Regions from separate parts of the Homo sapiens genome. Here region 1 is linked to region 2. Evidence: chromatin contacts called from ENCODE Hi-C or POLR2A ChIA-PET data. All regions are on one chromosome and are shown on one strand. The core of a region is the stretch at or near the end of the contact, and the rest is flanking DNA. Distances in the headings are between cores, read along the strand shown.

Evidence for each region. A loop is a pair of places that touch in the nucleus more often than their neighbours do. ChIA-PET counts read pairs that join two places held with the same protein, here RNA polymerase II (POLR2A). Pooled maps may share reads with other maps.
Region 1: a loop to region 2 is called in a pooled map, with 2.4 times the contacts of the local background. The contact joins two enhancer-like sites. A Hi-C loop is called at or near these places in 1 of 37 single-sample maps with no recorded cell type and 2 of 50 pooled maps. POLR2A ChIA-PET finds 5 or more read pairs at or near these places in 3 of 52 experiments (PC-9, activated CD4-positive, alpha-beta T cell and activated T-cell).

Annotation. Positions count from the first base shown.
Region 1 is chr17:63,188,862-63,193,788 of GRCh38, forward strand. All of the region lies in intron 5 of TANC2 (tetratricopeptide repeat, ankyrin repeat and coiled-coil containing 2), which reads left to right. Among named protein-coding and RNA genes, the nearest start is that of TANC2, 230 kb to the left of the region's middle. Within about 2 kb of position 2,895, at least 5 of the 41 ENCODE cell types and tissues checked have a DNase peak (open chromatin) inside an H3K27ac peak, as active enhancers do.
Region 2 is chr17:63,138,093-63,142,858 of GRCh38, forward strand. All of the region lies in intron 4 of TANC2 (tetratricopeptide repeat, ankyrin repeat and coiled-coil containing 2), which reads left to right. Among named protein-coding and RNA genes, the nearest start is that of TANC2, 170 kb to the left of the region's middle. Within about 2 kb of position 2,304, at least 3 of the 41 ENCODE cell types and tissues checked have a DNase peak (open chromatin) inside an H3K27ac peak, as active enhancers do.

The DNA of each region.
Region 1 (4,927 bases), core at 1,645-4,144, 51 kb after region 2:
ACTATCACCACTAATTTTAGAGCATTTTTATCACCCCCCCCCAAAAAAAAATGTCCCGTGCCCATTCACAGTCACTCCCCACACAACCCAGTCCTAGGCAATGGCTTGTCTACTTTTTATTTCCACAGATTTGCCTATTCCAGACATTTCATATGATTGGAATCACACAATATGTAGTCTTTTGTGTCTGATTTTCTTAGCACAATACTTTCAGTGAGTGTTCTTTCATTTTATGGCATGTATCAGTATTTCTTTTTTTTTCATGGCCAAATGTTCCCTAATGGGAATATATGACATTTTATTTATCCATTCACCATTTGAGGGACAGTGGGGTTCTATTTTTGACTGTTATGAATAACACTGCTATGACCATTCATGTACAAGTTGATGTGTGTTTTCAGTTCTTTTGGGTATATGCCTAGGAGTAGATCTGCTGAGTCACATGGTAACTCTATGTGTAACATCTTGAGGAACTGCCAAACTATTTTCAAAGTGTCTGCACAATTTTACATTGCTACCATTATTGTATGAAGGTTCCAATAAATTTCACTATTTCTTATTGCTTGTCTTTTTTGTTTTACCCATCCTAGTGGATATAACTTGATATCTCCTTGTGGTTTTGATTTGCATTTCCCTTAATGACTAATTATGTCAAACATCCTTTCATGTACTTATTGACCATTTGTATACCCTCTTTGGTGAAATGTCTATTCCAGTATTTTGCCTATGTTCTAATTCATTTATTTGCCTTTTTATGGTTGAGTAGTAGGAGTTCTTTATGTAGTCTGGGTTCAAGTCCCTTGAACACATGATTCACATATATTTTCTCCCATTTAGTGGGTTGTCTTTTCACTCTCTTGATGGTATCCTTTGAAGCATGACACTTCTTAATATTGATGAAGTCTGATTTATCTGTTTTTCCTTTTGTCACTTGTGCTTTTAGTGTCATATCTAAGAAATCATTGCCTAACCAAAGGTCACAAAGTTTACTACCATGTTTTCTTCTAAGAGTTTTATAGTTTTAGCTTATACATTTAGGTCCACAATACATTTTTAGTTAATTTTGATATATGAGGTAGGGCTTCATCTTCATACCTTTGTTTGTGGTTATCCAGTTGTCCCAACACCGTTGAAGAGATTATTTTTTCCCATTGAATTGTCATTGCATCCTTGTTAAAAATCATTTGGCCAAGGCAGGAATGGTGACTCATGCCTGTAATTTTAGCACTTTGGGAGGGTGAAGTGGGAGGATTGCTTAAGCCCAGGAGTTCAAGACCAGCCTGGGCAACATAATGAGGCACCATCTCTACAAAAAAATTTTTAAAAAAATTATCCAGGCATGGCAGTGCATACCTGTAGCCCTAGCTACTCAGGAGGCTGAGGCAAGAGGATTGCTTGAGCCCAGGAGGTCGAGGCTGCAGTGAGCCATGGTTGTACCACTGCATTCCAGCCTGGGCAACAGAGCGAGACCCTGTCCTAGAAAAGAAAAAAAAAGATCAATTGACCATAATGTAAGAGTATTATTTCTGGACTCTTTATTTCATTGGTCTATTCTGATGCCAGTACCATACTGCCTTGATTAATGTTGCGTTGTAATAAATTTTGAAAATAGGAAATGTGAGTCTTCCAACTCTGTTCTTCTTTTTAAAGGTTGTTTTTTAATTTTGGGCCCCTTATATTTCCATATAATTTTTATGATCAGCTGGTCAATTTCTGCAAAAATAAGGGAAGAAGGAAAGGAAGCGAGTAAGCAAGCAGCTGGAATTTTGATAAGGATTGCATTAAATTGGTAGATTGATTTGGGGAGTATTGATATCATAACAAAATTGTCTTCCAAACCATGAACATGGAAAACCATAATGCACCCTCCCCCCTGCAAAAAAAGAAGATTTGATACACACAATATGGATGAAACTCATTCTAAAATACACATTGCCTCCAAAGACCAGACAATCTTTAAAGTATGTCAAAGAATTTTCTTAAATTTTTTTAAATCACTTTCTCTGTTCTTAAAAATTAAGAACCCAATAACCCTGATAATTTAGCACTGATTTCTCTCTCTTAAGCTACCACTATTTCCATTAAATCCTCCCTTTTAGTGATCTTCAAATGGCCCTATTGTTAATTGTAATGAGGGGGAAAAAGGCTATCTTTATTCCACTGGCCAGACTTTTTTCTCCTGGTAAATTTTCATTTTGCAGGCAGAGAGGTTTTATCGTAGCAGTTACTTGCAAGTGGGAAGTAGAAATGAAACAAAAAGGGAAGAAAAATGGTAGTATTTAAGGAAGAATGCAGAATCAACGTACACTAAGTAGGAAAAAAATGAAAATGCGTGACCTGGTGACATTTTAAGCATATTTTAAATGAAATGGTTTGGAGGGGAGGACCTGGCTTTGTGTTTCAACATACAGTATTTGAATACACTATTATGTTGGTGCAAAAGTAATTGTGGTTTTTGCCATTACCTTTAATGGTGCCATAATGGCAAAAACCTCAATTACTTTTGCACCAAACTAATAAATTCCTGCAAGTGAGAAGCTGTTCATCTGGTCCTACAGAGCAACTTCAAAATATATTTCAGATATTCCCACCTTTTAAAAAAATATATTATTTATTTTTCAGACAGGATCTTGCTCTGTTGCCCAGGCTGGAGTGCAGTGACATGATCATGGCTAACTGCTACCTCGGCCTCCTGGGTTCAAGCAGTTCTCCTGCCTCAGTCTCCTAAGTAGCTGGGACCACAGGCGCGCGCCACCACACCCAGCCAATTTTTGTATTTTTTGCAGAGACGGGGTTTCACCACGTTGCCCAGGCTGGTCTTGAACTCCTGGGCTCAAGTGATCAACCTGCCTCGGCATCCCAAAGTGCTGGGATTTCAAGCATGAGCCACCGCGCCTGGCCCCACCCTTGTTTGTTTTCAGAAGTAACTATTTTTAATTTATTTTAAAATAGGAAATGAAAGTGGAATAGGGAAGAGGTTACTGACAGTTAAGTCTGTAATCTAGAAACCAGAAAGGAAGTGCCTCTACTGTTTCTACTTTATTCCACCAGAAATCCTGGCATACTTTCAGGAAGAGGAGACAGAGGCAGCCGTTGATAATCTAAGACTTAAGATGGAGGGATTCGCAATTAGGTCCCTGTCTGTTATTTGAGAAGCCCCCACTAATTCATCTACTAGGCCTTTCATAATGTGTAAAATTTTACTCAAGATCAACAAATAAGAAAAGTTCAAAACAAATGTAATTGCCAAAGATAGTTTTTTCGTATCATAACCTGGTATCGGATTTCTTTCGTTATAGAGTGCACGACAGATAATATATTAATGTCATCCTCAAATGATATTTTGAGACGAGGTAAGTAAATAGGAAAGAAAAAGTAGATTTAGCAAGGTTTAAAAAATACCAGTCAAACCAGATGAAAAGGACCTGGTGTGGTAGCAGTATCTAATATAGCCACTCACAGAAGAATTCTTGAACTTCTTTCTGCATTAGTACTTGGAAGTACTGAAAGTAGTAATGTAGAAAGGGTTGCAGTTATCTGTCTCTTAAGAACCTCCATTCGATTACCTTACTTAGTGTTTACAACATGCTTTGTTAAGATTATTGAGATTAACATGCTATGAGCAATATGCCTATTATTACAAGTTATCTCTTATTCAGACATTCTCACCATTTGTAATATTTCTTTCCAGTGAGGAAGACACTGTGTTGTGCTCATTGGGAGCATAGATTCTGGAGTCAGGGAGCTCAAGTTCTAATCCTGGCTCTGCCATTTACTGGTTTTATTACTTTGAGCAAATAATTTAATGTATCTGTGCCTCTATTTTCTCATCTGTAAAATGAGGGTAATAATTTCTACCTTAGAAAGTGGAATCTAAAGTTATGAAGGTTAAGCTAATATATGTAAAGTGTTTACACTAGTGACTTGTACATCATAAGCATTATGTAAGTATATGCTAAATAAATATATACTCTTATTTTCCATATAGATTATAAACTTTTCAAAGTCAATGACTATATCTCCGTGTTGTATAAATTCTCGTATCTGTTGTTAACCATGTACATAGGAAACACTTATTATCAGAGTAACTTTGTAGGAGACAGTGAAATAGAGCCCCAGAATATCTAGAGGTCTGGAATCTACAATGAGAAAAATTTGCAAAAGATTAGTTAGTTTAACCTTTAGGAGGGAGGAAAGTGTTACTCATTAATTTGAAGAGACCAGTTTTGCCTTTTCATTTTATCAAGGAATAAGAAGCTTTCAATTGTTCTTGAGAAAAAAATAAGTTATCTAAATGTTTATAACATAAAAATAACCCTACTGATTCTCTTATTTCTGTTCTGTGGCAAAGAAATCTATTTATGTTGCCTCTGGGAGGATAATAGGAGAGGAAAAATAGAGCCTTGTTTTTCTACCTTGACATACATTCAGTGAGAGTTTTGTAGAGATTTTTCACAGATGGAACTTGAGTTCAGTACTAATACACAAAAATACACATATACCCTATCTCTGACCCCCAGCTTGTGACTTTATTAGAGAAGTTGATATAAATGTTAAATGGAATAATAACAATGCAGATCTTACCTTCTTAGCATTTGGAGTGGTTTACTGTGTAATACTGAATATCCTAAATAATAGGATATGATTGTGTTTTGTGATGCTGTTGTTTTGGCATCAAACCGTATGACACTTCAGTTAATGCTTGTAATGCTAATGGATATATCTGACCCCATAAAAAGATTTTTGTAAAGTCCTTTAAAATCTGTGCTACTGTGGATTGTTACAAGGTGAGATTAAATGCTCTGAATTTAGAACAAAGCCTGAATAAATATGGACGGTAAGTCAACCTAACATAAACAGATACTCATTTTAGGTAAAATTTTTTTTCTGCCTCACATTTATAATCATTTTGAGTTCCCTGGCTCAT
Region 2 (4,766 bases), core at 1,054-3,553:
TCCAGACGTTTCGCAAAGTTCAGAAACTTTACATGTGCAATTTGTAAAAGACCCTTCCCCCTCCCACCCCCTGCGTCTCTGGATGCAGAGAATCCAACAAAGAACTCTGGGGCTGTAAGATACTGTTGGAACTACATTATAGAAAGAAGCTTCCTACTGAATACGCATATTGAATGAGAAATCTATTGTATTGGGCTACTGAGATAAAGTTGTTTGTTTCAGCTCTTGGCCTACCCTAATACGAGGAGAAAACATAATTGTACTGTAACTGTAGTGATACATCTTTGTGAGAGGACCATAATTTTTATAAATACATAGGCTGAAATTGAGCTTGAGAAACTTCAGTCTTTCTCAAACAGTTCATTAAGATGAAAACATTGCTTTCTTTCTTTTGTATTAGTGCTAATAGCCCTTGTTCTGCTTGGACGGTTGTTGGAAGGGCTACTTTAGGCTGTGTACTTGCATATCCTGTCCCTTCTTGTCAATCTGTATTCTTCTTCTATCCTCTGAAATGAAATACGTCTCTTCACCATCTTACCTATCTTTTCCTTTCTCTTTCTTAATGATCAGAAACATGTTTTTAAAAGATTTTTCTTTCTGTGCCAGGTTTGGTCATGATAAAATCCTTCACATATTTCAAAGTGTGGTAACACAATTTAGAAACTTTGAGTGAGAACCCACTCTAAAGCTTTCAAGAATGACCTCATGATTTACTCTCACTTTAATACAGTAACTACAGCTTTTCTGTATTGACATACCACACTTGTCTAAGTTACGAAGCTGCATTGTAACCATGGACATAGATTCTTCACAGATTACACGTGTGTACCACACACAGATTCAGTCTGTGCTTCCTCTTTCTTCACTTTTGACCTCTGACTATGCCATCCGTGGAATTGAAGGCTATTAAAAGTATAGAGAACTGGATTGGCCCTTCTGAAAAGATGGCAAAAATTTTTTAAGAGGAGACTGCTCTGATTATCTATCTCATCAAATGACTAGATTGCTCAAATAATTATGTCTGTTCATATGAGAAGTCTTTTTTTAACTTATTACTTTCTCTGTTTATACTTGTTATCTCCCAATTCTCTTATTACCTAACCAGTATTCCAGTCATGACTGTAATGCCACTTGTGTCCTTCATACTGAACACCAACTTAAATGCACTTGCCTAAATGTTTTGCTTATAACTCAACACAAACTAGACAGAAAATGGAGAATTAAGTCAAGTTGCTCTATTGAAATAGAGTTTGGCCGGGTGCAGTGGCTCACTCCTGTATTCCCAGCACTATGGGAGGCAGAAGTGGGTGGTTGCTTGAGCTCAGGAATTCCAGACCATCCTGGCCAACATGACAAAACCTCATCTCTACTAAAAATACAAAAAAATTAATCGGGCTTGGTGGCACAGGCCTGTAGTCCCAGCTACTTGTTTGATCCTGACAGGTGGAGGTTACAGTGAGCCAAAATCATACCACTGCATTCTAGCCTGGGCAACAAGAGCGAGACTGTGTATGATGAAATAGAGTTTGGCCACTGGGCGTGGTGGTTCATGCCTATAATCCCAGCACTTTGGGAGGCTGAGGAGTATTGCTTGAAGCAAGGAGTTTGAGATCAGCCTGGGCAACATAGTGAGACCCTGTCTGTACAAAACATTTTTATAAATTAGCTGGGTGTGGTGGCATGCGCCTGTAACGCCAGCTACTCAGGAGGCAGAGGTAGGAGGATCACTTGATCCCAGGAGGTCAAGGCTGCAGCGAGCTGTGATCACACTACTGCACTTCAGCCAGGGTGACAGAGCAAGACCCTATCTCAAGAAAGAAAGAAATACATGTTGGTACCTGCACTGTTTCTTAATTTCATTCATTTGGTATAGGATTTTCATGATTTTTGCCCCACCTGATTATAACTACTTTTTGTTTAACCTAATATTTTCTTGGAATTTCATGCTTTTGTTTAAATAATTTACTTTTAAAGAAACTTTATACTACTAGTCAAACTAGAAAATCAATATCATGAACATAACTAGAAGATTAACTAGAACATTAATCTGGCTACTTAAACCTTCAAATGATTCTGAAGCTCAACTCTCTCTGTTAAAAAGGAGGATTAGCTGATACTAGCCGCACATTAAAATTTTCTTCTTGACAGATTCAGAAGGATTGACAGATAATTGAAAAGAGTAACTTTTGTAGCAATTTCATTAGTCAGAATAGGCTAAACTATATTGCCATAACAAACCATCTTTAAAATGGCAGCAGATTCATACAACAAATGTTGGTTTCTAATTCACCCAACAAATGTTGGCAACTCTCCAGGGCAGCTGTCCTTTATTGCTGCTTCAATCTTGTAGTTTCACTATCTCAACGTGAGACTTTCATCATGATTTTTCTGTCAGAGGAAGAGATACACTGTAGAATCATGCAGGGACTATGTCACTTCTGCTTTTATTTCATTGGCTCAAACTAGTCTTCTAAACTGCACAACAGCTGGTAATTGTAGTCACCCCTCTGCCTAGAAGGGAATGGAGACCAGGATATTGGTGGGCACTAGTAATGCCCACTGCGCTATGTAATTCAGTGCTATTTACTGCCGTTTTTATGGATGATTTTAAATCATCTTTTACATCCTAAAATCAGTCCCATACCTTGAGAAACAGTTTTTTGTTTTGTTTTTGAGACAGAGTGTCGCTTTGTTGCCCAGGCTGTGTGTAGAGGCACCATCTTGGCTCATTGCATCCTCTGCTTCCCAGGTTCTAGCAATTCTGCTGCTGCAGCCTCCCGAGTAGCTGGGACTACAGGCCCTCACCACCACTACACCTGGCTAATTTTTGTAGTTTTAGTAGAGATGGGGTTTCGCCATGTTGGCCAGGCTGGTCTTGAACTCCTGACCTCAAGTGATTCACCTGCCTTGGCCTCCCAAAGTGCTGGGATTACAGGCGCAAGCCACCATGCCTGCCCAGGAAGAGTATTATAAATGAAATATTATAATATTTGAAATCAAAATATCAGGATATGAATCTGTGATCTACCACTTAATTACTGTAATCTTGGACAAGAGATCTTATGATTCTGTTTTCCCATCTGCAAAACAGGATTAATGTATTTTACATAGAAAAATTACAAAGGTCGAATGAGCTTAGGTAAAAATTTAAATAAAAGTATAAAATAGGCTGGGTGTGGTGGCTCATGCCTGTAATCCCAGCACTTTGGGAGGCCAGTGTTTGCGGATCACTTGAGGTCAGGAGTTCAAGACCAGCCTGGCCAACATGCTAAAACCCCGTTTCTACTAAAAAAAAAAAAAAAAAAAAAAAAAAAAAAAAAAAAAATTAGCCCGGCATGGTGGTGCACAGCTGTAATCCCAGCTACTCCAGAGGCTGAGGTGGGAGAATTGCATGAACCCAGAAGGTGAGGTTGCAGTGAGCCTAGATTGTGCCACTGCACTTCAGCCTGGGTGACAGAGCGAGACTCTGTCTCAAGAAAAAAAAAAAAGTATTTTTATTTGTCGTTACATAGCTTTTTTTGAAAGTGAGGTAATTGTTTTTAGAGCTGTGTACCTCACATTAGAACTGGGCTCTAGCAAGAAGTTTTGCATCACTAACTAAAAGAAATAGGCCATCTATAAGACCCAACAGAATGATCCCATTTCATCAGTCTTTCTAAAACAAAATTTAGGGATGTTTTCTCTTCCATTTAAATACTCATTTTAAAAAAAATTGTTACATTTAATTCTTATTTGAGTGCCAAATAAGATCAGAGCAAAATTAAAAGTTTGTATAAAGCTCTATAAGAAAACTACCGTCTATAGATGTAATGTTGGAAAAAGTTTTTAAACTTTTTTACTTGATAAACATTAAAATGGTATCATTAATTTTTAAAACAAGGCAAAGTGTGATGATATTTATTTTAATTGATTGAACTAAGTTAGAACAAACTAAATTCATAAGCCAGACATTGCTACAGATTTCTTATACACTGTTGGTATAAAGTCTAGCCACATATATCTGAAGTAACTTGATTTTCTAAGTCACTTGCTCCTGTCCCAACTTCTTTCTTAATTTTCTGGTGGAGTTTGTAAAGGAGTGCTATTATTTCTTCTTAAGGCAGTTGTTAGGATTCACCAGTGGTGACAACTGAGACTGGGCTTTTTTGTGGTAAGATGTTTAATTACTAATTCAGTTTATTTACTTGTTATAAATCTATTCAGATTTTTCCATGTCTTAATGAATGAGTTTTGATAATTTGTGTCTTTCTGTGAATTTGCCCATTTCATCTAAGTTATCAAATTTGTTGGCTTAAAGTTGTTATTAATATGCCCTTATAGTCCTTTACGTTTCTGCAGAGTCAATAGTGATGGCCCCATTTTTATTCCTAATTTGATAGTTCATGTTTTGCTGTTTCTCTTTGTCAGTCTAGAGTAAGTTTTTTCTATTTTGTTTATCTTTTCAAAGAATTAAATTCTCGTTTCATCATTTTCCTCTGAAAAGCAAATAAGTTTATTTGCTGTTTCATTGAGTTCTGCTTTAATCTTTATGGTTTTATTTTTCTGCCTGATTTGGGGTTTAATTTGTGCTTTCCAAATTTTTAAAGACATAAGCTGTGAGCATGTTTTTCTCCAGTTATTTTTCAATTGTTGTAACCATAAAATTTTCATGAAACTTTAAAAAAAGATAAATTAGTGAAATTAATGGGTCTTCTGAAACGAGTTTCTTAAAATCACCTTATAATTCCAATTGTTAATAGAAAATTAACATATATTAAACTCCGATG